Linked DNA regions of Mus musculus: regions 1, 2, 3, 4, 5 and 7 are each linked to region 6. The links are chromatin loops, found by intact Hi-C in ENCODE. Cell type or tissue: left cerebral cortex. All regions are shown on one strand.

The links. Hi-C counts contacts between places; a loop is a spot of excess contacts. Peaks named below come from ENCODE experiments on the same cell type or tissue, not always from the same donor. Only the 100,000 strongest peaks of a DNase experiment are listed, where the experiment ranks them.
Region 1: a loop joins it to region 6, with 11 times the contacts of the local background. A loop is called at or near these places in 15 of 42 quality-filtered maps.
Region 2: a loop joins it to region 6, with 4 times the contacts of the local background. A loop is called at or near these places in 7 of 42 quality-filtered maps.
Region 3: a loop joins it to region 6, with 4 times the contacts of the local background. A loop is called at or near these places in 6 of 42 quality-filtered maps.
Region 4: it touches region 6 in a loop (2.9-fold over the local background); 2 of 42 quality-filtered maps call a loop at or near these places.
Region 5: a loop joins it to region 6, with 3 times the contacts of the local background. A loop is called at or near these places in 13 of 42 quality-filtered maps.
Region 7: a loop joins it to region 6, with 9 times the contacts of the local background. A loop is called at or near these places in 5 of 42 quality-filtered maps.

What each region holds. Positions count from the first base shown.
Region 1 is chr4:24,152,858-24,156,857 of GRCm38, forward strand. The region is part of intron 1 of Gm27243 (a long non-coding RNA gene); the gene reads right to left. Among named protein-coding and RNA genes, the nearest start is that of Gm27243, 280 kb to the right of the region's middle. In left cerebral cortex, a CTCF peak has its summit at 1,765; a DNase peak (open chromatin) is centred at 1,764.
Region 2 is chr4:22,016,193-22,020,192 of GRCm38, forward strand. No RefSeq gene overlaps it. Among named protein-coding and RNA genes, the nearest start is that of Gm42260, 5.8 kb to the right of the region's middle. In left cerebral cortex, a CTCF peak has its summit at 1,922 (motif pointing right); DNase peaks (open chromatin) are centred at 1,456 and 1,916.
Region 3 is chr4:23,598,618-23,602,617 of GRCm38, forward strand. No RefSeq gene overlaps it. Among named protein-coding and RNA genes, the nearest start is that of Gm31085, 86 kb to the left of the region's middle. In left cerebral cortex, no CTCF peak of the experiment used is centred here; DNase peaks (open chromatin) are centred at 2,401, 2,820, 3,189, 3,535 and 1 more place; H3K4me3 peaks cover 511 bases.
Region 4 is chr4:22,355,875-22,359,874 of GRCm38, forward strand. It overlaps Fbxl4 (F-box and leucine-rich repeat protein 4), which reads left to right and starts at 1,669. Exons shown (of 9, transcript NM_172988.4): 1 at 1,669-1,807. In left cerebral cortex, no CTCF peak of the experiment used is centred here; DNase peaks (open chromatin) are centred at 1,732, 1,879 and 2,757; H3K4me3 peaks cover 1,578 bases; H3K27ac peaks cover 1,483 bases.
Region 5 is chr4:22,130,193-22,134,192 of GRCm38, forward strand. No RefSeq gene overlaps it. Among named protein-coding and RNA genes, the nearest start is that of Gm42260, 110 kb to the left of the region's middle. In left cerebral cortex, a CTCF peak has its summit at 1,676 (motif pointing right); a DNase peak (open chromatin) is centred at 1,699.
Region 6 is chr4:22,475,141-22,479,140 of GRCm38, forward strand. No RefSeq gene overlaps it. Among named protein-coding and RNA genes, the nearest start is that of Pou3f2, 11 kb to the right of the region's middle. In left cerebral cortex, a CTCF peak has its summit at 1,996; a DNase peak (open chromatin) is centred at 1,992; H3K4me3 peaks cover 2,014 bases; H3K27ac peaks cover 1,860 bases.
Region 7 is chr4:24,239,972-24,243,971 of GRCm38, forward strand. All of the region lies in intron 1 of Gm27243 (a long non-coding RNA gene), which reads right to left. Among named protein-coding and RNA genes, the nearest start is that of Gm27243, 190 kb to the right of the region's middle. In left cerebral cortex, no CTCF peak of the experiment used is centred here; DNase peaks (open chromatin) are centred at 2,069, 2,620 and 3,625; H3K4me3 peaks cover 344 bases; H3K27ac peaks cover 1,312 bases.

The DNA.
Region 1 (4,000 bases), 1.7 Mb after region 6:
CACTCCTGCACTCAGGAGGCAGAGGTAGGTGACCTCTGAGCTCAATGCCAACCTGGTCTACAGAGCTAGTTATAGCCAGGGCTACAAAGTGAAACTCTGTCTCAAAAACACCAGTCCAAATACTGATGGTGATGAATCCTAGGAAGTGATGTGTGCAAACAAGTCCCTGCCATGCAGAAGAGCACAGCCTAATTTACGATGAAAGAGGGAAAAGGCCTAGATCTTGATTTTTTTTTAAAGACCTGGTTTCAAATCGTCCCTCTGCACTCAGCAGTTCTGAAGCAAGCATCCTTTACTTCCATGAGCACTGTTGAATTAAAACGTTCTACCATCCATAAGCTATAAACTCTTTGCAACCATAGCTCTCACACAAAACGTTCTTCATTTCATGTGTGTCATACTACCATGAATATTCAGTAACTCCTTTAAAAGTATCCATATTGATTGACATTCAACACAAAGATTGCCCACTATAAACCCTATGAAACAAGTTAATAATCTCACACATATACTGATCTGATTTCCTTATATTGGCATAATACATTTTGCATAGAAAATTTAGTAATTATTGTTAAATGTGACCCCTCTCCCTGGCAGTTTCCTCTATAAACCGTGGATATCATTAAGCTGCATTGTAACCAATTCACATCCATAAATTCAGCTGTCCTGTTAACCACCGTAAGGCCTACGTGGTTCTAACAGGAAGATATAAGAAGGCTGGCCACTATATTAAAATGGCTCCATTTCATTTAGATTGCAAAACGGCTGGCTTCTTTGAAACACTATCGTTTAAAATTCCAAAGGAATAACATTGATATATTTCTTATAAGTGTTTCATAATCAAAAATCCATTAACATATGTTGGAGGATTTAAATTTGCAATGGCAATAGAAAGCAAATATTTGTAATAATTTTGTATTTGATATATATTACCTTATTGAGCCAGAAAACTTCCTTATCATTAATCCAAGAGTATCTTGGAAGTCAGAGCAACCTCTTCAGTGGTTAATACGGAGAGGGAAGTTATGCCTGAGTCTTGATCATGACCGTGGGATACAGAGGAAACTTCCAGAAAAGAGGCCACATTTAACAATAATTATTAAATGTAATAATCAAAAATTTATCATGGCGATATAAGGATCAGTATTAGTGTGATTGTCAACCATTTTCAGAGGTTCTGTGAAGGATTGTTCAAGTAACAAGGAAAACAGCAAATTATATCATAATCAGGATTTAAAAAGCACAAGAACATTGATCACTTTATGAATGACAAAAAAATCTAATCAGAGAAGGAAAATAGTACACAGATTTTCCTAAAAGAAAAAAAAAAGCTGTTATGCCTAAGTCTATACTACACGGTAAGCCATGGTACATTTTATGTATCCACTGCCTTTAAATTCTTCTGGACTGACTCTTCCTAAGTAAAATAAAAAAGTACTGGCAAAAGGTTTGATTTTTATGTTACCTTATACTCAAGCCAGAATATGTTTAAGAACATAGCCACCGGTTAGAATGAAAGACATAATATACTGGTAAACGCTGACTCTTTAAGATGTGTTCGCCAATACTGAAGCTTCTCACCAAAAGTAGAAATTAACCCCATTTAATAAAAGAAGATCTGGATATTCGTAAAACTGAGTTGATGTTCACTCTTCCAGAAGAATCAGTTACTGGGTCAGAAATACAATCAAATGTCAGGTTGAAAGTCCACATTGTATGCCTTACACTGCACGGTACCCACTGCCGCACAGCGCCACCTGGCAGCAGGTTGAGGAACTGTGAGCAGGCAGCTCAGAGTACAATCACCTGCAGGCTGACTAAAAGACCTCAACAGGCACAGACTTCGTTTTCTTCATTTAAAAATGGGCACACTCGCGCACCACCTCTGAAAAGGTAAGCTGTTTATCGCTTTATTTTGGTTTGAGTGTTTTTTGTGGGTTTTTTTTTTTTTTTTGCTGTTTTTACTTTTTAAACATTTCAATTTAGAGCTTTGAATTTTTAAACACCATCTGCAGTGACTGAGCTCAGCTAATGATGATAAATGAAGCTTTGGTTTTCAATAAAAAAGTTTGTCCTGTGTTTTCAAGATTTTCGCGAATTGATTTACAAAGAAAAGCTCGGTGTTCACTGGAGTGTCACCGTTTGATGCTTGAAAAGGTATAGCAAACACAAAAGACTAAGAACGCCTCATCTGCTTGAACCATTCCTACTTTTCCTTGCAAGGTACCCACACATACTTCCAGTGTCGTTAGTGTCTAAGGCGTGGCTTATACACATTAATCCAAACAACATCAGTCTCAGCCTTGTGATTTTCTCTTCATCGTGATTTACTTCCGCTGAAGCAAGGGGAGACACGTACAAACGAAGATCTTCAACAGTGACCAGTCTTTCAATCTAACACAAAAAAAAAAAGTTTCATCCTTTGACAAGGGAATTTTGGCATCTGTTTTTCCCTACTCCTAAACAATGATCATTTGCTTCCCTGACGTCTTTATAGTTGCACATTAAAGACGGTAAAAACAGGGACAGCGTTAATTAATGGTAGTTGTCACCTGATTTCCAGTATTACTAATAACCAACAAATCAGCACTAAGCCCAACACTCACTCGTTCACATTCACACTCAGCCTCCCGCTCTGGTTAATAAGTTGCTGACTTTGACATGTCTCTGAATCCTGGTATAGTTGCCCTTGACCAATCATAAAGGAAGGAGCATTTGATGTCTCCCTAACTTGTGAAACAATTGGCACTTAAATATATAAGAGAAGGCTAAGCTGTTCACTCCATGCTTTCTAGTTTTTCCTGCAGTACCTCATAATGAAAATATACCATAGGACCAATCAAAACCCTCATAGCTTATGGGTATCTGAAGGCTTTCAGAACTGTTTGCTCTATAAAGGTTACAAAATGGAGGCACAACGAATTTGAGTGACATCATGCATTCAGATACTTCTCACATTTTCATTTAAATTTCATACAGTAGTTCTTAAAACATAGGGATACGATGTTAGAGGTCAATCTAGATTAAATCACTCCTGTTGATTATCTTCCCTTCTTTCTCCAAATCTCAGGATTTGAACAATGGTCCCCATCTGTCCTCTTCACATTGGTGGAGATTCTTCCTAGGGAATGCTGAGGGTGACTTAGTTAGCGTTTTACTGCTGTGACCAGACACCATGACCAAGTCAAGTCTTATAAAGGGCATTTAATTGGGGCTAGCTTACAGGTTCAGAGGTTCAGAGTCCATTATCATTAAGGCAGGAACATGGGCAGCATCCAGGCAGGCATGGTGCAGGAGGACCTGAGAGTTCTACATGTTCATCTGAAGGCTATTGTGGGAGACAGACTTCCAGGCAGCTAGGGTGAGAGTCTTAAGCCCACACCCACAATGACACACCTACTCCAACAAAGCCACACATCCTAATAGTGCCACTCCCTGGGCCAAGCGTATACAAACCATTACAGTGACCCTGAGGAAGTGAGAGACAGGCTTATTCAGAATCTCTGTAACTTCATGCTCACATTTATTCTAAGTGACCAGCGTGTCACACAAAAATCATAGCTTCCAGTGTGACCCTTAAAGAGAGCTCAAAGCAAAAAAGCTCCATATTCACAGATGATCACAGTTGAAAAAATATGCTTTGGATTATACAGGTCTGCCGGTCTCTGCTGGGCCATCATTGTTTAATATTATCATAGGCAGAATAGACACACACATATAGAACCAATATGTGGGACTCATACTGAAGAACATTTACACCCTACTTCCTATTCTCTTGGTTTACCTCTTTGCTACAGCTTCTACTGTAAGACCCAGTTGCTTTCACAATTGAACTCCAGACCCTACAGCTCAGGGCCACTGTGTTCCTGTACCAAAACATACTGCATAATTTATAGTGTCTAGTAGAAATAAAAAAAAAAAGAAACCAAGAGATGTTTTGTTCACAAATAATTATAGATTTCAAAGAGTAAGAACACAAAGTTAAACCAAGCATTACAAC
Region 2 (4,000 bases), 460 kb before region 6:
ATTTTTCAATTAGATGCATGTTTAGGAAGAACAGTAACTTTTATTAGCTTATTTTGTGTTGCTGTAGCATAATAACAAATGCTAGGTAACTTATAAGGATAGTTTGAATCTAGTGGCTGTTGGGATCAGTTGGAAACTCAGTAGTCGGATGCTGAAACTCTAGTGAAGACCTCCTAGCTGTCTAGCAACATGGCAGAAATCATAAAGAGGAGCAGCCATCCATAGGGCCAGCCAACTATGCTGGGTGGCCTCACATTGACATAAGGAGAATCCCAGCCCATTCTCTTATTAATCCATCATGGAGGCCAAGCCCCATGACCTAGTCACTTTTCACTAATACCCACTGCTTGACGGTTCTACCTAAATACCATTTTACTTGGGGACTAAGCTTCTAGCACATGACTCTTTAGGGGAAAAAGAATCCCACAGGACAAGTACTGAATAGTTTATATAAAATAAACAACCATTTGTTTATAAGAGACCATATATTACCCATATGCAGATGGACCTTGAGTTATGGTTCAATCTACCATTTTTCAACGTTGTACTGGTATGAAAGTGATGTGCATTTTATTGAAATCATATTTTGAATTTTTAATGTTGATCTTTTTCTGGAGTATTACTATGTAGACAATACTCTCTCAAGATGTATTGTCCAATACAGTAGCCACACTTGCCTCCTGAATACTTAAAATGTAACTCCAGCAAGGGAGGCATTTTGAAATACAAATGAAAAAAGATAAACATGGCTAGTGGCTTCCATATTGAACAATGACATTCTAGAATACAAGGGCTAGATGAATGTCCTGGTAGGGACAGATACGATCAGGTGTGACTTTCATGAATTCTGCATTAGAAGAATTATTAATATGAAGCCATCCCTATGCAATGCCAGAATAGTTAACCAAGTTAAAAAAATAAACCAGTCAAATTTTACATTCAGTAGATTTAGAATCAAATGGTCGTGGAAGCAGTCTTTTCTGTTGTGAACGTACTAGTGGGATCAGAGAGGATGCTATGTTAAGAGCCCCTGTGCCCCGCATATATTTTGATATATCAATACAAAGCAATAGTAAATAAGATACTGTTTTATGAAGGTTCTTCTCTTCCCTTAGATTATTCACATATGTGGTTGCATTTTTGTAAGATTTCTGACATTTCATTTACATTTTAAGAATGTAATAACTTAAAAAAATATCTGTTCGCGTTCATTTGCCTGTCACTAGTTAAGTTGCAAATGATGTGGGAGCTAACAGGGGAATCTTAAATCTTTCATTAGCACAGGCTGATCTCTCGAGGGGCTGTCACTTGCACCTTGGATATATTCCAAGTCCAGGAGGATCTTTTTCGACATTCCTAAAGACAAAACCAATTCTCGGAGCTCCTCACAGGTCTATTCTCTTGAGAACCGAACTTGGGTTATAGCGGAAAGGGAGCACACCATCTGTTCCCAGCTTAGACCTGCCTCCCCGCTATTCCTTGGAGCCCAGGTTGGTTTCACAGTTGATCTGGTCCAAGATTTCATTATGGCTCCACCCCCTGCCCTCTGTACCCCCCCCCCACGTCCCGCTCCCCGGAAAGAAGTACCCCAGGGAACAGTCTGTAGTCTTTCTCCTTTCTTACACCAGAGCTTGTTAGGCGAGTTAGGCAGGGAGTCCAAACCCAGGTTGGTGCTCTAGGATAAGTGAAAGAAACTAAGACCAGATTTTGTCTTCCCTCTTCCCTTCTGTCTTCCTGAGGCTAAGGGTACAGTGTAGATGCTCTTGGGCTGCTTCTAACTTAGACGGAACTAGCCTGATTCCAAGAGTCAGTGGTGTGAATGTGAGCAGCAGGAGGTACTGTTTTCTGGTTCTTCGCAGCAGTGGACTCTCTTAGTACACATCTTCTGAGAAGCATCAGGATAGGACCCTATGCTACCACAAGAGGGCAGCAAATGATTTGCAATCTGGTTTTGTTTCCTTTAAAAAATCATTTTGCTTTGCTTCCAGAGAGCTTCTATTTAGTCAAGAAATAAAAATTTGCTCCTGATGGGAGGGATGGGACCTGGGTCTCATTTCCCCGCACATTCTTGTTAGCACAGCTTATCACTGGAGCGTGGCAAGTGTGGGATGGTGGTCTCCCAGCCCAGAGATGAGTGGAGATGGTGCCTCTTTGTATGCTCAGCTTTTGAGGTCAGGGTTTATTCCCAGAGAAAGGAAGGCTTTTACACTGCATCTGGTAGAACAAAATACATCTTATTGTTTTAACACCCGTTGTTCCTAAAGATCCTTCATACCACACTGCTTACCAAATTATTAGATGCTAATCAGTTGACAATTTACTTACCTAGGAGGCTGAAGAGGGTATCGTGTTGGAAGAGTCTTTTCCTTGTTGGTCGTAGGGTTGAATGTTGTCCTGTGACTGAGTATATATCATCACTACTGTGTCCTGGTCGTGGAAGGCACAGACAGGCTGAGGTTGAATTATGAGTTTGGCCCTTCTGTGACATCCTTTCATTTCCCATCTCTATGCCCTTCTGTCTCATGGGAGGGTCCTTCTATAGTCTCCAAATTCAAACCAATGAATATTTATTAGGTACTTCTACAGGAAAATCATTGGGTACACGCCTTAAGGGACATAAAATAATACCCACAATAACTTATGTATTAGATATGTGTGCTTAGTTGATTTGCTGACATTTCATTATCCCCAAACAATCCTATAAACTAGGCATTATTTCAGATATACAAATGGAGACATAGAGGCTGTGGGCTGTTAAACAGTTGTCACTTAGCTTGTCAACAGGAGGAATAGGACCTTGAATGCAGATCTCACTGACTATAGACCCCTAGTCACACTGCTATGTTCTTGGAATGGCACTTAGTACCAAATATCTTCTAAGTTAATACAGTGGCTGTCTGACATGGGTGCATAGATCAAGTATCTAGGGAGCTTTTAAATTCCCATGTCAGCATCCTAGCCAACGAGGTAGGTGTGTGTGTGTGTGTGTATGTGTGTGTGTGTGTGTGTGTGTATTTGAGAGGGAGGAAAATGGAATTCCAGGTATTGGCATTTTGTAAAGATTTCCATGTGATATGGAATCAGGGCTAAAAGCCCCGCTTTGGTGGATGGAAAAGGGTGCAGTATATGAAGCCCAGACATGAAAAGAAAGAGAGAAGTGTGTTTGCGTGTTTTGGGATTGCTTGTTTGTTAGTGTCGTTTGGCCTACCCTAGCACGTAGGTGACTATTCCTGTAGAGGTTGTTCACATGCATGTAGTAGTACCCTCATCTGATAACAGTTATACATTGCTAATTGCTGTCTGTCTTTATGTACCACTTTTTAGTTTATCCACTTATATTATCCCTGTTATTATTATTACAATTATATGCTAACCATATAAATGGGTTCATTGTCCATCTCAGCACAACTTAGAGTTCGAACTTACCTTGCTGTTAAGCTTAAAGATGGTAGGTTCTAAGATGCATTTTATATATGGTAAGAGACAAAGGAAAACACTACTAATTAACTAGAAATCATCCTAAGTTATGATTTTGCAGAGATAGTGAAAATAAAACCAACCCACATGTCTTAAAGCTAATGAGCACAGTGCTGTTGTTCCTGATGATCGAAAAGGAAGTGGGCTCAGAAAGCCTCAAGTCGTGTGTTCGCATTGCTCAATTAGGAAGAACAAAGTACGAGAATTTACCACGACAATACCATTTTTCATAATTATAATTTTAAATGAAAATATTAAATTTCATATAGATATACCCTAATTACTTTAATTGCTCCCCTAATTTTAGTTGATCTTATTGTGATGTGTGCTTTGTGTGTGTTTATGTGTCTATGTATGATGTATGCATATGTGTGTGTGTGGCCTGTGCACATGCCAGAGGAGGACATCTGGCATATTTTATCACTCCATTTCATTCCCTGAGACAGTGCCTCTCTCTATAGCTAGGATGGTGACCAGCAAGCCTGAGTGGCACTTCCGTCTCTGCTTTGTTCTCCCTATGCTG
Region 3 (4,000 bases), 1.1 Mb after region 6:
ACTCTCAGAGTGAACAAATTAGCCATTTTCTACAGTAAAGGATGAGCATTAATGAACTACTTTGAGCCAACAAAAACTGTTCCAGGACCTCTGGAATGTGTACTTATTCTCAAAAACTTCCTCCACTCCCATTCCATTCTGTCCAGTGGGCTGTCTGTGTGATCTGTAGGTTATACTGTTCTCAGGCCTGAAAGATTTACAATGGGCACTTTATGTCTGTAATTTAAATGGAAGAAAGACCATGAGGAGAGAGAGAGACAGAGACACAAACACAAAGAGAGACACTGAGAAAGACAGAGACAGAAAGAAACAGAGACAAAGAGACAGAGACAAAGAGACAGAGACAAAGAGACAGAGACAAAGAGACAGTGAGAAAGAGAGACAGACACAAACAGAGAGATCTAGTGATACAAAATATCATTTATCCTTCTACTAGATGAGTAATGGGGAAGAGATTCTGAAAAGCTGTTCAGGATGCCTGTCAACAATGGCAAAATTATGAGTTACTGGCCTCTTCTGAAAGAGATGCTTAAGCATAAGAGAAATAATAAAACTGGCCTAAATACTTGGCAGACAGAATTTATTCTCTCCACATACAATTTTGCATGCAAGAAAATATATAAAATTGTGTTTCCAACTAAGATTAAATTAGCATTTAGGAAATATGTGGTTACAACTTCTGTACAACAAAACACTATTTTTTGTAGATGCCACAGGGTTAGAAATCAGTAAGTGGATTTAAATTAAATAGGGTTTGGTATCTTGCAAGTTCATGCTCCCATTAACTGATTCCTGTGCTTGAATTTAACTCCAGTCTGAAGATCCTCTTTGTTGAACCTATTTCACCCGCTTTGTGATGGGAACAATAAGAGCAGAGGGAAGAGATATGTGAAGAAAAGTAACAACAGCTCACTTAATCAGGGATCATGTGGCCTCCTGTTTCCCCTGAGTGCCTTCTGCCCTTGCATAGATCTTGGCACACATTGATGTTTCAGTGTCAATGTAGTGAATGTGGTGGGCATGGTGCTAGAGTTAACAGCAGCTGTATACCAGTTCCACATAGTAACTGCTTGATGCACACCAGAAACCACAGGGAAAACTACAAAATTAGGCTCTCTGCGACTATTATTACTCTGATTTTCTACAAAGGGTTAAAACAGCTTTGATCATTCAAATCATGCCTATGTTCCACATGGGATTTCCTAAGGAAGAAAGGGAATTCTTTAGCTTCTTCCCTTGGGTAAACTCTGCAACTTGGACATGACATTCTAGGCAGCTTCTCAGAAGGTAGTGCAGTGCACATAATATGAAAAGTGTCTCTCTGAGATGCAAAAAGCACACACTTTGCAGCAGATACGAAATATGTATACGTATATTAACAGAATATGTGTATTCATAGAATATGTATATGAATTTAAAATGATAACAATTAATGATTAATTTTGTTTATATAGTCTCTATACATACAGTACATTTCCTGGAGAAAATTAGATTAAGTGGCAATTTGGCATCCCATAGAACAAACATCTGGCTGGTTGACTGGAATTGCATTTATGAATCAGCAGATTTATCAGCAAGTTACAGGCACAATCAGAGGTCAATTTTATGACATGCTCTGAGGGTGTTTGCTCTTCATCTTAAAACCTAGGCAAATGGCCAAGTGTTTGAGAGGTTACACTGATGTAGTCATAACTCTGTCCAGTGAATATATCATGTAAATACTAATGAGGAAGATCATAGAAACACTAATCGGCGCCATATTCACAGTCTGCAGAGTATTTCACAATGTGGTATGGCAGAAATTCTCATCCAAACCCCTGGTAAACAAGGAGAGAGTTTCAATTTCATAGTTGAAGAAACAGAGGCCCAGAGAACTTTTTAAAACATAAACTTGAAGAAAGGTCGTCTGAGTGAAATTCAGGTGTTCATTTCAACTATGGATAGGGTGATACTAAATAAAAGAAAGATGTCTTTGGAGTAGGCCATGTTAAGAAAATGAAAGGTAGACCCTCACAATTTAGAGTTTGCTATCGCTCAGTTGCTGTGTAGGTTTGACTGACACAATATATAGAAATGCACGTTTGACCCAGAAGTGGGAGAACTGAAAAAAAAAAAAGTAAGAAAGAAAGAAAGAAAAAAAAAGCAAGCAAGCAAGCAAGCAGGAAAGAAAGATACTCTCAAAATCCAGAATTCAATATAAGCCAGTTTTAGATGGAAAAAACAAATATACTGCGTAAATATCCACTTTTGCATTCTGCATGTAGCTGTGCTACGAGTACTGGCCAGTATTCAGATGTGTTGTAGAATGTGTTGGTATATCTGGTTTTCTTAGTCACCATGATGTTCATAGTTCACATCCCAATGTGCTTCTAAGTTCAGTTAGACTCTTTAGGATGATATACAAACAGAAGATGCTGGAGCAATGAAGAACACCGTCACTGACCCATCGTATGCTCTGGTTAGGAAATGGTCTTGAGTCTTCATCACATCTGAAATTAGAAATAAAAGTCCTAATTTTAATATTTGAAAAAGAAGGTGAGCCATATGTTTATTTCAATGAGTTTATGAATATGCCATCTTCATTTTTTTAAAAAAAATTTCTGAAATATACAACATGTGCAAGCCATGAGCGATATTTTGGATGTTCTATGAATTCCAGACTGAATCCGAATATATTTTTCCCTAAAACTCAATTTAGAACGAAGGAAATCTCAGTTTAGAAAATTGAGGAAAGCAACTTCCCATGTGTGTGCCTGAAAATATTTAACCCCATGTTCAGCAGAGGTAACAAGGGAATGCTGAGAGCTAGAAACACCACAAAGCATGCTCTGTTACATAGGACCCCTTCTTAATTCCAGACAGTTTTATGGTTCAAGAATAAAACAAAGAACACGCGAACAAGCGGAGATTAATGCAGGAAAGGCGGCTCTTCCCCAGACGTTCTGCTGTTTTATCCCACTGTCTGGAAAAAAATGAATAGAGGGTCCCGAAACTAACGGTGGTTTTGCATATCTCTTCATTAGGAAGTGTATTTGTAAAACAAGCTCCAAATTCTTGCTCTTCACAATTCCTGGCCGCAGGGTAATATTCTTCAGTGCCACAGTTTTCAATGCATATGAGTCAGAGGATCATTTCTTACCCGGAGCACAGGACAGAGCTAAGACACAGCTGAAACCAGCCCTCCCACAGGCTCCCCTCCAACAACAGCAGCGGCTCATTATCAGAAGCATTTGCAGAGGGCGGTGCAAGCACAAAAAATCAATCTGATTGCCGGTGTAGCTCTGCAAAATCTTTCCCAGGGAGGAAAAAAAAAAAAGTCAGAATAAGAAGAGGAGCAGGGAGGGTGGGAGCAAGCAGAAATGGGGACATAAACCCTCATAGGTCCATAAGGACTGAAGTTTAATGGCTGAGTGCTTGTTTTGAACTGTGACCTGAGGTTTGGCTGGGCACTAACAGTGGCATGCCTCATCAGCCACTGTCATAGCCACCCCAGGGTACACTTCCAGCAGGGAGTCAGCTCCATATCCTGAATTCTCAACTACCAGATACCCACTGCCTCCTCTGCACGCACTGCTGAGACCCTGCAGAGAAATCAGCATGCAGCCCAAGGAAGCTTCCTTTCCTCTGGAATAAAAATTAATATTACTTGTCATATTTCATGTCTGAGCTCTTTTCATGCTTTATCCTCTGGTAATGAGGGCTAAATTACCAATATTAGTAGATTTTCATGGCTAGCACAGAAATTGCTGTTACCAGAATAAATGTTTGCCTTGCTTCTGTTGGACACAGGCTTTGCTAATGCAGCTTTGCTAATTATTTCTAAATAGGCAATAATCTGCATCCCCTAGTGCTGGATACTGGATTGGCCACGTACCTGCTATTTCCCTTATTTACATGTTTTACAACTTTATCAACTACACTAATTACACTCTGAGCACTGTTTAAAATTTTCTGTTAATAGAGATACAATGATTCACCAGAGGATGTGTATTTATGCCAT
Region 4 (4,000 bases), 120 kb before region 6:
GTGAATAAAAGACTAAATGAAGGTCTTTGCTTAAAAACACACACTTCATTTTAGAATGAGTAACTTCTGTAGTTTAAATGGAGTTTGAGTTCTTTATACGCATTAACTGAAGTCTTATCAGAAAATATAAAAGGGTCAGGTTTTTTATTTTTAATAAATTAGCATGATTTAAACACAGATTTTATTTTAGAATAAATATTCAGATTTACAAAAACTCTGTGATGAACAGATTGAGATGACAGACAAGCTGACCTCACAGCTGCCCTTGGTGTTAAAGAGATGGAATGCTCTTCCTGCTGGCCTTGAACTCACTGACATCTGCCTGCCTCTGCCCCCCAATGGCTGGGATTAAAGACATGCTCCACCACACCCAGTTCTAACCCTCTCCTTTTAGAACCTAGCTCACCAGATAGTGTCACAGTTAAGAATGGAAGATGGAAATTGAGTTTGAAGTTTTTGATTAAAATTTCACTTTTGTGTAGATTACACAGCATAGCATAATTGTTTCACTTCATGTGGTGGTCTGGATGAGATACTTTTATATGCTGGGGCCTTTCAATATGTGGTTCCTAGTTGGTCTGTTTGGGGAGGTGGAGGAGGTATGGCTTTGCTGATGGAAGTCAGTCATTGGGCCTGGCTTTGACAGATCAAAGACTTACCTGTTTCGAGTTGGTTCTTTGTACTTCGTTGTTTGCAGTTGGAGATGTGAGCTCTTAGTTGTTTGTGCCACCATACCTGGTGCTTGCTGCAGTGCTCCGGGTATGTAAGTGATTCTTAACCATCTGGAATCCCAAGTCTCATTGTTTTGGCTGTGATGTTTTGTTACAGCGATGGAAAAGAAAGTAACATAAAATTAACAAGTATTCTTTCTATTTTGCTTCTTCAAGAGAAAATTGGAAATCATGAGTGGTTCAGCATATTATTGAGTTTCCCATAAATAGGGCTGGAGAGACAGCTCTTTCAGAGACCCTGTTTGGTTCCCAGAATCCACTTCTGACAGCTCACAAATGCCTGTAATTTCAGCTCCAGGATATCTGATCTCTTCTGCCTTCAATGGCACCTGAACACATGTGTGCGCATGAACAGCACACACACACACACACACACACACACACAGATTAATAAAAAATTAAAATAAATCTTAAAGTTTTTTTTTATTAATGGAAACCTTGTGGAAAGACAGATGTAACGACAACTGAAGAAAGGTTCATTTGAAAAGAAATGGAGACTTAAGGGAGACCCGTGACAGCATCTTCATCACAGGTGGTCAGGTGAATATGCGCCTGCAGGGAAGGTTTGTTTCTGAGGGCTGAAGAATTTGTATATTAATTGGTGGATTGTGCCTGCTGAGAACTTTTACTGCTCTAGAAGTTCTCTTTCTAGTGCTCCTGTGCTGAAGTGCTTTTTTGCATAATACTTGGGTTGAGTCACCAAGTCCGAAGAAGCTCCAGCAGAACTACATTACTTCTGGAGGGCTATCTTTGGCAGGATGAGTAGCGTAAAGGTTCTGCAACCCGCTGCCAGTCCCCGAGCAAACAGGCCATTTCTAAAGCACCACTGGCCTGGCTAATCAGCTCAAACAACCAGGGCAATCCGGCAGCAGCCAGCCCGACCCTGGCCCCGCCCTTCGCCAGGCCCCGCCCCGCCTCCGGCCCCGCCCCGCCTCCCGGCCTCGGTCTTCCTTCCGGGTCGCGCTGGGCCGGGCCCGCCGCCGCGGCAGCAGCACGGGATACTGGGAGCCGTCTCCTGCTGCCCACGCTGCGGGCTTGCGGCGAAGCTCTGTTCGCCCAGTTCCGGACCCTGCAGGGTACGGCGCTTTCTTCCTTCCTCCCTCTTCAAGGTCTCGACGTTCCCCCCTCGGCGTGGGCGGGGCCGGGCGCGCGCCACTCTGGGGAGCGCGGGGCGGAGGCTCTGGGCCCACGCGTGCCTATGGTGCTGCGCCGCTGTGCTGGCGGAGACCGGACGTGGGTGCCGCCGCCTCCTGTCGCGGCTCTCTTGGGCCTGGCACGCTCACGGCGAGCTGCGGACGCTGGGCCTGCAGGCTGCGCAGCCCTGACTTCCCTCTCACGCGGGAAGGTTTCTGTCCAGGCAGGCTCGAGCCAGGAGATGCCAGGCTGCAGCCTTCTTTCCATCGTCTGGGGTGGGCCCAGCCACTTGTCAACTATGTTTGGCGATGGGGTTGGTTCTGCATTTCATCGGCTTCCCAAGTGCTCTTAGTCCCAGAGCTGTCAGCAGTCAGTTCTACTTGTAATCCACAAAGGGTCAGGAAGTTAGCTGGCTGTGGCCCACTGGTCTGCTCTGTTGGGAGCCACCTGCTCCCTCTGCTTCCTGCGCACACTCTGAGGAGATCCTAAGGCAGGCACACTGCTTATCTTGCCCACTCTCTCGTCCTACACGATTAATGAGTACAGGGTCCCTCGCACTCCTCTGTCTTGGAGTAAGTCTTGGGTGGAAGTGAAGTCTCATCTAGTGGCGCTAAGAATTAGACAGTCTTGAGTAGTCATTGAATTCCATTATTTCCAGACTTGCGTACCAATTTGAAAAATTCCTGTCCCACGTTTTGGCTCTTTTGAACCCTATTCCGTCTTTGTTTTCAAAGTCAGAGAGGTCAGGGCCTAAGACCTGGTTGTTTGTGGTCCTGTTGCTGCTGTCTTACAGTGTTGTTTACAGCTGATGTTTTGCTTTCAAATATGGTCGTCGAATCTTTACCAAGCCACTGCCCAGTCTTCTCAGCTTGGAAGCGTTACTATTTGCCGTCTTCGCTGTTCTAAGTTTGGAGTCCTCTTGGGTCTTTCATAATATGGATTGTGACTAACCCCCACCCCCCTCCGTGCACGTGCCCCATGGTTTGTTGTCTTACTCAACTTTGGTGTGAGATAAATAATGCTGTGCCTTCTTGGTTATTACTGGCCAATGACTTCATCCCAATTTGTCGAGTTCTGTTCTTTTTCTTCCTGTCAAGTGCTGGTATATGGTGAACACTTGGCGCCCGTGTATTCTTGAGACCTTCTGAACTGCTAGCAGTGACCTACTTCCTGTGGTAATGCCATGCTGCTCTTGTTTCTCCAGCTTTACAGTGTGTGGCGATTCAAACCTTGTCTGACATATCATGAACATCAGTGGATATTTTTGTAATGAACATTTAGTTGAGGGCAGGTTGGATTCCTTTTGTGTTTGAGTGTTGAGGTAGAGCTCTCAATGTAGCCTTGGCTGGGCTCTCTTAGAGGTCTTGTTGGCCCTGGCCCCTGAGAGATGGGGCTAAAGGTATGAAGAACTGCACTGAGTTGAATTCCCTTGTGTCTCGCCCCTCCCTCTAAAATGCCTTGCCAGTTTTTGAAATTTGTAAATTTGCCTTTCCTTTGGTCAGGTGAATTAATGGCCAAATTCTTAAATAAGCTGTCTTTTTGCTCACCCCGTTTACCCTGTCGAGTTGTTCCACATAGAAACTGATTCCCAGTCGCACGTCTGTTGACTTGGGATCTTCTCTTCGTGTGTGCAGTGTCCTGTTGGCCGTTATCAGTGATAACATAACAACATTCTATACCTGCTTTCAGCCCAGGCAAGCTCAATGCTCAAGCTCTCAGATATCCCTTTGAGTTTCACCATTCCAACAAGGTATCACAAACAGAATCAAATTCCTGTGCTGATGTAGTAGATGTGTAAATAATAATCACTGCTTAGTACTTTGCTCTTTCCAGATAGAAATGTGTATACGTGTGTTTCATATAGTGTGTGGTATAGCTTTCTGCAGCTTCTACTTAGTAGTCATCACTGGTGAATGTGTCTTTACATAGATGCACATGCCATCTTACCTTTCAAAGGCTTTTTTGGCTCATTATTTTAGGAGCAACCTAATACTGAGCCAATTCTCTCTTAGTATTTAGAACACTACACATTTATTTCTATTGTATGTGAAATTACTAGGCCATTTCTGCATGTGAATAGCTGTTTCTTATTTCTTATGTCTCTTTGCTTGGTGTCAGTTAGTCTTAGTTTGAAG
Region 5 (4,000 bases), 340 kb before region 6:
CCCAGTTTTACCTCATAGGGAGACAGATAAAGGCAAAACAGATGAAGTTTTGCCTCATCCACGTGCCTGCACTCATGGTGAATACACACACTCTTCAGTGCAGTGTATGGAGTCTCGAAACTTGTGGCTTCAGAACCTTTGCTGTGACTCTGTCTGAACTGCAAGGTCACTAAACATTCAAGACGGGTAGACATATACATGCATGTGTCCATAGATGTATGCACACAGAGCTGAGTTTAAAGGGAAGTGTCTATCCCTGATGCTTTAAACAAGAGAAGACCAGACAGGGGAGAGGGCAAGTTGTAGACAGTTATCTTTTGTCAAATTCCTGAGTTTACTGATGTCTGATCCCTATGGTGGTCTTACTTGCTCTTAAAAGAAATGTTGACGGTAAAGTTAGCACTTGCCTTCTCATTGGCCCTCCCCTTCCTTTTCTTTGAGATGATGTAAACTGCCACCATCCCAGAACTCTAATCTCTGTTGCCCCGTGGAGAGTAGGTCTGGCCATTGCTGGCGGGTGCCCATTAGCAGATGGACAGTTTTATAACTGACAGCGTTGCTTCGAGTTCACTCTGCCCAGTTAAGACCCAGCCTTGGATTTAATGAGTGGATGTGCGGTTGTGTTAGTAACGTACCATCTTCCCAGAAACTAGATGGACTTTAAGTGGAGTGCTAAGGTTTTTGGAGCTGTCCCGAAGCCAAGGACAACAAAGGAGCTTGTAATGCACGAAGTTCTATTAATCGGTTACAGCTGTTTTCCAACAATACGGAGAGCACTGCCACACTGCTCATTATAACCTGTCTTCAGTACTATTGCCTGACAAGTTCAAGGCTAGGGGCAAGGTCCATTTAAAGAAAGCAAACTAGAACCTGGCAGATCAGCGCTTCTTACAGGCTATTTGATTATTGTCATGGAGTCTTAGCTATGACTGCTCTGTGATAAGGATGCAGCCAGATGAATTCTCATCAATTTCATTGAGTTTGTACTTAATTTCATAACTTACTGTGTTTTAAAATTGGGAAAACTGGTATGAAAATTTCCATAAGTCTAAAAAAGTTAGAGTATCCAAATAAAGTTAAGCAGTTAAATAAACTAAACCCAGAAATAGATGTTTATTTCTGAATCTACATTGGTTTAGATTATATGGTGTGACTCTAGAGTTCAGCAAGTTGCTGCAGTTTGCTTGGCTTTTCCTTGGACTTGAGGAAACACCTTTGTAGCAGAGGACATTGGTGCTCTTATTATGTCCTAATAACAGGTGTATTGAGCTTGTGAATATGGCTTAGTGATCAGTAGTCTCACCTTGGTTTGTAGTGGGGGTTAGTCAATGCTTTCAAGTATGTAGTGTGTGTGTGTGTGTGTGTGTGTGTGTGAGAGAGAGAGAGAGAGAGAGAGAATAACTGCATTATTCATTGATTTGAAGTCAATTAATTTGAAATCCAGCTTAGATTTTTCATAAATCCTACTCTTCTTTTTTTCAATCCCATAGTCCCTGGCATGAATGGTGACCCTATGATGAAATCTTGTCTAGATTGCTCAGAGTGGTCATCTCTGCAGTCGTGCTCTTTAGAGCTAAGATAAAATAGAAGGTGAGGCGAGTCCCTTGTGATTGTATCCAGCTTGCCCCCAGTGATAGGCACCTGTTTTCCTTTTTCTTTTCTTTCTGGCCAGCAGGGGGTAGTCTGACATCAGCATTGCTTACAAAAGGCTTGGCTGTAGTCTCTCAGCTGTCTTGTACTGAAGGAAGAGCTCTCCAAACCAGGACAGGTCTGGCTACTGTGATGAATCAGACCTGCCTTTCAAACACAGTGCTCAGTGATATCAGCACAAATGCAATTGTTCCTTGGCTTTAAACTGCAGCTAGCTGCTGATGAAAGAAAGAAAGATAGCATGTAGTCTCTTGCACAAGTGCCACACGCTTGGACAGTCTCATATTTGTTTCTTCTTCCTGGTTTCATGTAGGTGTAAGGCCGAGTCAAAGTCTGTCCCTTCTCCTGCCTCTGTGTCTCCATTGCTGAACCATTGCCCTTGGCAGGTTGTCTTTAGGAATGGGGAGACTGGCCACATCTCCCTTCTTGGACCACATCTCCAATTACAAATGAAGATTTCTAACACGCAACAGTTCTTAGGTATGAAGAATGATAAGAATATGCAGAGAGAAAGCATGCACCAGGAGAGTGGAACTGTGTAGGCCTGGGTCGGAAGGTTTTTTTGGGGGGTGGGGTGGGGTGGGGGGGGGGAGAACAGAAGTGTTCTAGAGGCGGCCATTGGTTCTTACTGTGAGCGCTGAAGCAGAACGTCCCTGAAGGGCCTCCACCGTGCCTTCTTTTAGCTTTCTCAGTAGAGTGAGCAGGACCTGGACTCTCAGTTGTCTCTGCAACCATCAATGGAGTTAGGGTAGTAAGCAGAGGAGGTCTGTGTATCCAGTCGCCACCACACCCAGCGCTCCTCCTCTGTGACTGCTTGAGTTAGAGTAGCTAAAACCCCAGACAATACAGAGAACACTGGATAACAACATTGTAAAGGCGAAGAATCAGATTTAAACTAGTCTGTATGATCTGTTGTAAGGCAGCATTTCTTCTACCTGGAGTCAGGGAAGAGAAGACTCAGTTTAGGTGGGAAGAAAGCTACACATCCAGTTTTATATTTTACAGTTATGGAAAGCTTGTCTCCACCCTCGGTTTTAAAGAAACTTTTAGTTTCTTCATCACACTGCGAGGACTTTGTAACACTTGGAGAGAGCTGAGATGATAACACTTATTAAAGAGATGATATAGCACTGCTTGCAGCCTAACTGCAAAGATGAAGGAGACACAGCGAATGTGACTATTAATATATCCCCCTTACTCCCGCAAATGTCCCAGTTCAGGTAATAAATAATATGGCCACTACGCGTGTTGTATAATAAGCTCTAAATGTTTACAAATTGATTAAATTTGGGAATTCCTCCTTGTTAATATTTCAGTGTGCCTTTCCCTCTGAGTCGCATGAAGCTTCGTTTAATGTCGCCAGCTCACTTTTTAAATTTTTTTTCCCCTTTCTGCTCTGATAAAAAATTTATCATTTCAGGAAGTCTCCTGTTTCCTTTTAGGACCAATCCCTGTTTCTGTCTCCTTCTGGGATACTGTCTCCAGTTCAGAGAGATGATTCTGTGATCAAGTTTGGGTTTGCATACTTCTGAAAGAATGAGGGTCTTCACATCACAAGCCTGCCCTTTTGTTGTGGGGCTGATTTGTTTTATGTCACCCCAATCTGTGCTTTAGTGCCTCAGTTCTTCTATTTATTAAATGGGGCTATCCCTGCCTAAAAACCGCCTTGTGGGAATGTGACAGGGGGGAAAATGTAGCTGGGTTTTGTAAAGTGCTTTGAAGTTTCCAGATGAAAGATGTTGCCACAATTCAAAGCATTAACTAGAGAAATATGCCAAATAATTTTACATATGTATATTGCTTTCAGTCGATAGCACGCGCTCCTGGAAAAAGAGAAGTCACTCTTCCTGATAGTCCTCACATCAGTAACTTGAGGAACCGGTTCTGCATAGCCATGCCTGAGTGAAGAGCTCGGAGTGTACCAGTCGGAGGGCCTTCTTTTTTTCACCACCTGCAAATCAAGGAAGCAGGACACATTTTCTCAGGGCACAGTGAGGCAGCAGCCTCTGACAGAAAGACAGCTGCCTAAAGGCCCTGCCTGGGATGCACATGATTTCATTTGCATTTTGATTTCTGTGATTCAACTGACAGCGCAGGTTGTCTCTGCCAGATATCCCTGGCCTACCAAGGGACCCCAGGTAGAACTGCCCAGAGCAGGCTGACTCATGAGGACTGCCACAGCAGCCCCACAACTGCATCCCCCAAACATTTAGGAATAAAAAAAAAATCTGTTGTTCTTTGGTCGCCAGGACTTAACAAGCCTAATCCCTGGGAGAGGCGATAAAAATTCATTAATCTAATTAAATACTTCTTATTGCCAAAGTGACTTTGTAGAGTAGCTTTGCTGAAG
Region 6 (4,000 bases):
CGTCCAAGTGGTTTGGTCATCACCAAGAGCGCTGGATGATGCTGACACGGAGTTCCATCTGTTCCCCCCGGGGATGGGAGTTAGAGTGGACAGGTCCCCTGATCTAGGCTTTCCACATAAGGAGAGAAGAGTCTATCTGGCTCAGCACACCTACCACAAGCATGTGGAGGATTCAGGACCCACTGGCTAAACCTCTAACAGGAGAAAAGCCTTCATTCACTTTTGCCCTAGAATGCTGGCATAGAAGCTTGTGCAGATCCCTCTTGGCCACCCACAACCATTCCAGGGACCAACAAAAGGCCTTGCTCAAGACTTTTCTCAGCCACTTGCAACCAGCACAAAAACCTTCTGGCTCCTGGGACTGTGCTGCCAGGAGGGAAGAACTGTCTCAGACCACCGTCTCTCTTTCCCAGTGGCAGCAGGGACTTCTCCCCTTTGCTCCATACAGGGGTCCCTGGGGAGCAGGGCCTGGTTCCTGAGTAGAACAGTACCTCCCAAGGCTCCCCGTTTAGAACACAGTAGGCTGAGGGCTCCTGTGTGATCCAAACCCAGAGAGCAGAGTGTGACCCATCAGCAGTGTCCACAGTGTTTAAGCTGTTGTTGCGGTCAGTGCTGCTGCTTGCATTGGGTTGGTTTTGCGTGTATAAACCCAGAGTTCTTTTCATAACTGATTCAGGCTGCAATAAAAGATACCAGAGAAGTGTGCAGTTAAAGTTAAGTTGGCTGGCATAAAGAAATGGAATGGTTTGCAGAGTAGCAAGCTAGTTCTCCCTAGAATAATAATAGAGTAGCCACATTTGTTACAGTTACTAGAGTCCGGCGCTGGTGGTTCTAATAATGGTGTTAACCACAACCTCAAGCTTAGGCATTGTAAAAGCAAGTCTAGTGGATGGTGGTCTAAGTAGTCAGAATCAGTAGAGTGTCCCCATATATGAAAATTGAGATGGCTATCTCCACATTTCCTCCTCCTATGCCAGTAGATGCAAAGATGTGTAGCCTTATTTTTAGGTTGAAGGGATTTCTTGCTGGGCCCTCACAGCAGAGGCCTCACTAGAGTTTGAAATGACCACTTTCTATATGAGACTTCCATTTTATTTTGTGCTTCCATGTATGTTATATAAATGCTACTGGAAAATTTAAAGAAGCGCTATTATGCACAGCCTGCACATGAAGAAATGGATTTGGAAGTACCACAGGGCTTCTCAGATGTTTGTTGGCTGATAACTATGGGGAGGGGGAAGGGGTGGAGGAGGGCTGAGGTGCTGTCGCTCAAGCCTATCCAATCCAGTAACCACAAGTTTGAGCTGCCTGCAGTTCCTGTGTATGCATGTCCCCTCCTGACGTGACCTGGGGTAAAGGCAGAGTAAGTGGTGAAAACGGCACACAGTGTGGGAAACGGACTAACTTACTGGCTCCGAAGGAAGCAGACTGAGAGCTCTTTTAGGAATTTGGGAAGTGGATGTTTTCCCCCACTTCAACGGTTCTTTCACAAATGTGTCTCTGTTCAAGCGAACGCCTTAAATAAAATCACCTTTAAACTCGAAACTGAACAAGCCTTCTGTATAAAAAGATGTTCGAGGTCAAATTTTGACTTGGTTAAAATGCTACATTCGTCATTAACCGTGGCTTCCAACTTGATTCTCTGCTTTTGATTCCTACGAGAAGCTGAGAGTTCTCTGATGCACGTAATACTTGATTTTGACAGATAAGTTTGTAGGAGCAAAATATTGGGGTACATCTCTTCCTTCTCATCTTTGTTGCGGTAACTTTTAGTATAAAATGTTCTGTCCTCTCCAGTGAAACTTCAAACCTCTGCTAAGGAGCCCAGACTGGACATTTGGAAACCTTTGTATGAGTCATGCGCGTGGGGTCACCTTCATAACCTTTTCTAGGAGGAATGAGGCCAAGCATGCAGAGAGAGTGGGGAGAAGCACATTCCAGTCTGAAACTCAACTTTTGAACGGATCAGACTGTAAAATCACGAGTAGTTGCAAGTGGATGCCACTTTGGGGCGCCAAAGTTCCATTCGGCTAAAGGCTGCAATCTTGGGGTGAGAGCAGATGTACTGGGGAGGGGGTCTAGGGTGTCCTTTATTCTCCTGTTAAACTATCCTGGGAGACTTTGTTTCATAACAAGTCTGGACATGGGGGAAGAAGACTTTGTTAGAGAGGCCAAAGGAGGGTGTTGGGGGGTGGGGGGGGAGGTAAACTTACAACTGAGGAAAATCTCTTGTGAACTGACTTGGGAGCAAACGGGCCTCTTTGCTTTAGAAAGTCTCCGGTTTCTCAGAGGCCCTTGACCTCTTTTAAAGGAGGCTTATATTTGGGCAGGGTCTTCACTTCCCACTCCCACCCCACCCCCACCTAGACTAGCGACCTTGTTCATTCTGCGGTCCCCCGCGCCCCTTGATGCCTTCTCCCACGTCCGGAGGTCGCTGCTTCCAGGAAACCTGGCTCTCTCCTCCTCCTCAGGGCCACCGCGGGGTTGCGCGTCTCCTCCTGCAGCCCGCGAGGACTCTTCAGCTGGGATAAAGGGCGGCCTCCCCCGCCTGCAGGAGCCCTGGATGCTCAGCCGTCAGCTGCCGGGAGGCGCTGATTTCGTTCCCGCGCGGCCGTCGCTGCCAGGGGGGGGGGGGGGGGAGGCGGAGGGCCGCTGGTAGGGGGTGGGGGGACTGGGGCCCAAGGGCGGGCGGAGCGGGAGGCGGCAGCCTTGGCCAGCAGAAGCTGAGCTGCTGCCCGCCAGTGTTTATTACATCTCAGCCACCCTCAAAGGTTAGGAACGCGCATTTAGAGACACGATAATCCGAGTTTAAATATTAAAAGTAAAATCAGAACCAGTGGAGTATTTACCCAGAGACTGAGCAGACCTCCTTCTGCCAGGGGAGAGGACTTTGAGGAGCCGGCCGCGGGCATCAGCACTTCTTTGCCCCATTGGCACATTCAGGGCAGCAGGGACACTCTTGGGCTGCTTCCCCCGCTGTGGTGAGAGGAGAGAGCCTCAGACTCCTAGCTCTCCCAAGAAGATCGTAGCCTTGCGAGTTCGGTCCAAATCTTTTGCTTTGTCAGATTCTCCTTTTTAAGGGCTTACGGAACTAACACAAAAGGTGGCGAAAAGTGCATTGGATCAATAGCAAAGATTGTTATTTAGATAACGAATTAATCTCCCTGTTATAATACTTTTTTATAGTGAACTTTGTACCCCTTCCCTAAGAAAAAGGAATTTAAAGGGAAAAAAAGAGTCTCAAACAGGATTAAGGTTTTAATTACAACACCCTATCGAAATAGTATGTTTGATGAGCTGATCTTATCAATTTAATAGTCACGTTAAAGCTTCGGAAGTAGATGCACGGGAAATATGCTTAAGGGAGTCTTTTAAAAGTAAATCGCGCCTAAGAAACTGGAAGGCCAGCAGGTCAGAGTCGCTGCATCCAAGAAGGTTTAGGATCCGCATGCCCTACTCGGTCCGTGGGTCCGAGACCCGGGTGCGCATCTGGGATAGGGGACTGGGCCTGGCCTTGGGAGAACACTGAGCTTGAAGGAGGAAACCAACAAATAGGAGAGCTGCCTCTTCCAAGCCGAGGCCCACATCAAAGTTGGGGCCCCATAAGGGCGGTGCAGTTCACTGGGTTTGGGTCAGCCTTATATTCGAGGGGCAAATAAAGTAATTTGAGCATGCATCAATAGTTTTCCATAAAATACGAGCTAAAAGAAGTAATAGAAGTAATCACTGTCTCCTCAAATCAAGTAGAAAACATTTCAATGCACTAATTAGAGTAATTAGAATAATAAGCCTCTGCCTATATGTGGTAAGACAATGTGTACAAACAACTTTATTTAATGTATACTGGTAATCAGCGATGCGTGCCTGCTTGAATGCTTAGCGCAATAAAACTACCCTCCGTCCGCCCAAACAATCAAATACAAATTAGTTTAATGATTGTGCCTGCTGAATGTCTTAGAAATCCACAGGCAGAGGCGAGTAAATAGAAGCATCCCTGTTT
Region 7 (4,000 bases), 1.8 Mb after region 6:
AGTGGTGAGCACATTCTTTCTCATTCAGAAGGATAACAACCAATAAACTCAAACCAAAGAGTGTTGGATAGAAAGTTGAACTTCAAAATGCTGCTTTTTCTCTCTCTCTTTTTCTGACTTTCTCTTTTGTGAGATACTTTCATGTGCCTAGATTAGCTTCCAACTATGGACTCACAGTTGGCCTTGGACTTTTAAACCTTTGCCTGAACCACACAACTATGAAGTGCTTTTAAATTTCAAATTCAAAGAGTGTTTGTTTGTTTTTAGCCAGTGCAGATTTTAAAGTTCTCTTACCTGAACCAAAATGCTCTATTGAGCAATGCAAACATATCAAACTAAAATCCAAAGTAAATATAATTTTAATGTAAAAATATATTTTATGCATTTCAGTGCCAACTTTATTCATGTAATTTATTTCACCAGGATAGAACTGAGCGTTTTAATGAATGAAAAGGAGAATTTTATTATACCCAGGGAAATGTATGATTACATCTGCTTACAATGTTTTATGCCCTTCCTCTGAGCACCTTACACCTAATTTGGAGAGGAAATCAACCATTTTACAAAAAGTTTTACTTACAAATCCAATAATTCACTGCATAAGTAGCAAAATTTAGGAATGTGCCTCAATGTTGATGTCTTTATTCCAGATCTGAAACAGTCAAAATAATTTCAGAGAAACTACTGCTTAAAATATTTCTTATCTAATACTACCTCATAACTTTTATTTAAATATTATTAGATAGCATCAACTTATATGATATCATTTAACCAAAATGAACATGAATGCTCTAACACTCTAATGTAACCACAGCCCTTGGACTCAGAAACACATCTGACAGCGAACACTGTCAACAATCTGTTCAGAAAAGCTTCTGCCTGGTTTTTCTGCAGACCAGCGACAGAGCCAGGAACAGGTTAATGAAATGCCTGAGTGGAGTGAAAACCAAATTGGAAGAAGTGGTAATTCAGGCAACTAAACCTCTGAAGGTCTATAGGAAGAATAAAGCTAATCTTATTTCATTTTACTTAACGTACTCACAATATCACTCCATAAATACTATTCTGTTTCCATAAAGAAATTGTCTTAGAACTATTGTTTATTAAAAGTTCCACTACTATATGGATGACTTTAAAAAAAAATTCCCCGACCCTGTGCTATGTCAAAATACTCAGCAATTTTACATTCATGGCCTAAAATTTTAATTTAAATTCCCTTCATTTCCTCACAAATCAGGTTGTGTGCTATGTAAAGGGAACATGTAAATATCACACCCTTGAACTTTTGTACAAGTACTTCCCTTAAAAATAATCCATATAAACCACAAGCAATTCTAAAAGTGGACCTACAGAGACCAGACTTACAGCTAAGAGCATTTTGTTTCAGAATTTCTTTAGTAATTCAATCACTAGCTCAGATGTTTAGCTTTGCAGATTAATAATGAACTGTGAAATTTTAAACTCCCGTTCTAAAATTAGTCTGGACCTGTATATCCAAGAGCCTACATTTCAGTATATGGTAGAAAAATAAAATCTATCATTTATAATTCTAAATGTACAAATAGCCACATGAGGATTCATAGCTAAAAACATGAATTCTGATAAAGAAAAGATGAATAAGAATTCTGCAGTATTTAACTTAGTATGAAGAAAAATACAAAGTATTAGAAAGTCAAGCCAAACATCAAAATGACCAATTCTGATTCTACAGAAATATAATCCCTGCATTATTTAAAATATGCTATCATTTTAGATAGAGCCAACACTCTCCCTAAAAGTATGTTCTTTTCCTTTGTGAGTAGAATCCTGGGTTAAATCCATGAAGTCTGTGCAGCGCTGCCTTCCCCTTTTATTGAAAGTGTTAATGTATAAGAAAGTGTGCTGTGCCCGTCACCCTTTCATCTACTTCACTACGTGGGATCTGTTTGCTGAGGTCTGGAGTGGTGAGGCACACGTATCATTTCTGTGCCTCTTAAAACCTTCAAATAGCATCAACTCAGATGTAAATGTGTTTCTTGAGCAATAGCTTGCAAATGTGTCTTTTCCTCTTTGCATGGTGAGGTAGAAGTGTTTCAATCCTCGAAAAATCTACAAGTGAGATTTATCTTCATTGTGCCAGATTTCTTGCCAACCTTCAGAGATTCAGATTTTTATCATGGAGTTTGTAGAACATTTTAATGTGGTCGAATGTAATGTTAACGGGGCCTGGTTAGCGAAAGGGGGACCCTGCCATTTACCCTGGTTATTCTTATTTTGTTAATACTGGGGATTTGAAAGCAAGCTAAGCACGTTCTCTACCACTGAGTTACATTCCCAGCTCTTGTCTTTATTTTTGTATTAAGTAATCATGCTGCTTGAAGCCTAAGGTGTTTATTTTTAAAAATGGAAGCTAGGAGGTGGAGATCATTGAAGAAGGTGGGATATTTTAACATAGTCCACATAAATAACCATTTTGGAAATTATTATCTTACAACTGTACGGCTAAACACCTCAGATTAATAAGCAAATGCATATGATGCAAAGCGTCGTGCACAGCCACAGTTACAGTCGCCTCTGACAGCTACACTGTAGCAGGCACTGAGCTCCTATAAAGGGCTATTCAGTTTCCAGAATCTCTACCCCGAATTCTAAAGTGAAGCCAAAGATCATCTACCTGCACGTATAAACCTAACTCAAATTCTAAGAAAGAGTTCGAGGTCACTTCTACCTGTAAGCCATCATTTGAAGTGGATTTTTCAGCTTTGAAAAGGAAACAGACTTTGAAATACTGTTTTCACTTGCATCATTTCAAACCATGGTCATGCTAGGTTTGCGAAGTGAAAAGCCACAGTAAAGAATGAAATGCCTGACTCACCTGACTTTCTTTGCCTCTAGTATTTGATCTTTGAACCTCTCAGAAATTGATTTTGAAGAAAAAAATAACAATGTAATTCTGAAGTCTTTGTTGTACAGTAAACTTTTTAAATTCGGGTTTTTGAGCAATCAATCTGGTTATAATTTCTATTCCTACCATGATTGACATACTTAAAGCTATTGTCACTAAATATCACATCACAAGAATAATCTCCATTATTCAAAACTGGCACAAACTGATTTTTCACATATAAAGCCTCCATTTTTACAATTGAGTTAAAACCAACACACACACACACACAAATGGCTTAAGTCTCCCTGTTACAAGTGATAATGGTGTTGGGATGAACAGCTGGTCGGAAGGAAATGGGTGGTTGTTTTTTAATGCAGGTAACAACTGCAAGCCCACAAAGGAAGCCAAAAAATTTCTAACACACCAAGGAGGGAATAAAAGGAAATGTAGTATGATAACCTAGGACCAAGTACTGGTTAGTTAAATGTTACCAGTTACGTTTTTGAAGATATAAGTCTCGAATCTCTTGAAGCATCCTGCATTGTCTCTCTCTCAGCATCATCAAAAAGGTTATGTGAGACAATCAATACATGGTTACCTCCTTTAACATGTCACCACACAGCTTCCTAATCAATGCATTCCTTTCTTTCTGTCATTCTAAACAGCATTTAAGAAAGATTATTTTAAGTCTACATTATAGTCACATTACGGTTTATAAGAATCAGCAGCACTTCACTTAACCGTCAGAGAGGAGACCAACAGCCATTCTCCAGGTAGATTTATGTGGCTAGGTAGCCAAAGGGATTTGAGGTTCTATTTCTGCCAGATTTGTCATGTTTTACATGTCATGTGGGGTTTTTTATCCTAAAACCCTGTTAATACATTTTCTAGAACATTCTCATATTCTTTGTACAGATCACTCTTCTAAAATCAAACAGGAAGGCAGCAACTCTAAGCAGCTTTTAGAACCCAGGGAAATAGTCCAGATTCAGAGTACATAAATGGGTTTTAAGCCATGTTGGTTTGTTGGTTTCCTCATTACTAGAAAATAGTTTATAACTATTTTATTAACAATATTATAACATTATTAACAATGTATCTAATAGTTTTGCTCTCTCTCTCTCTCTATATATA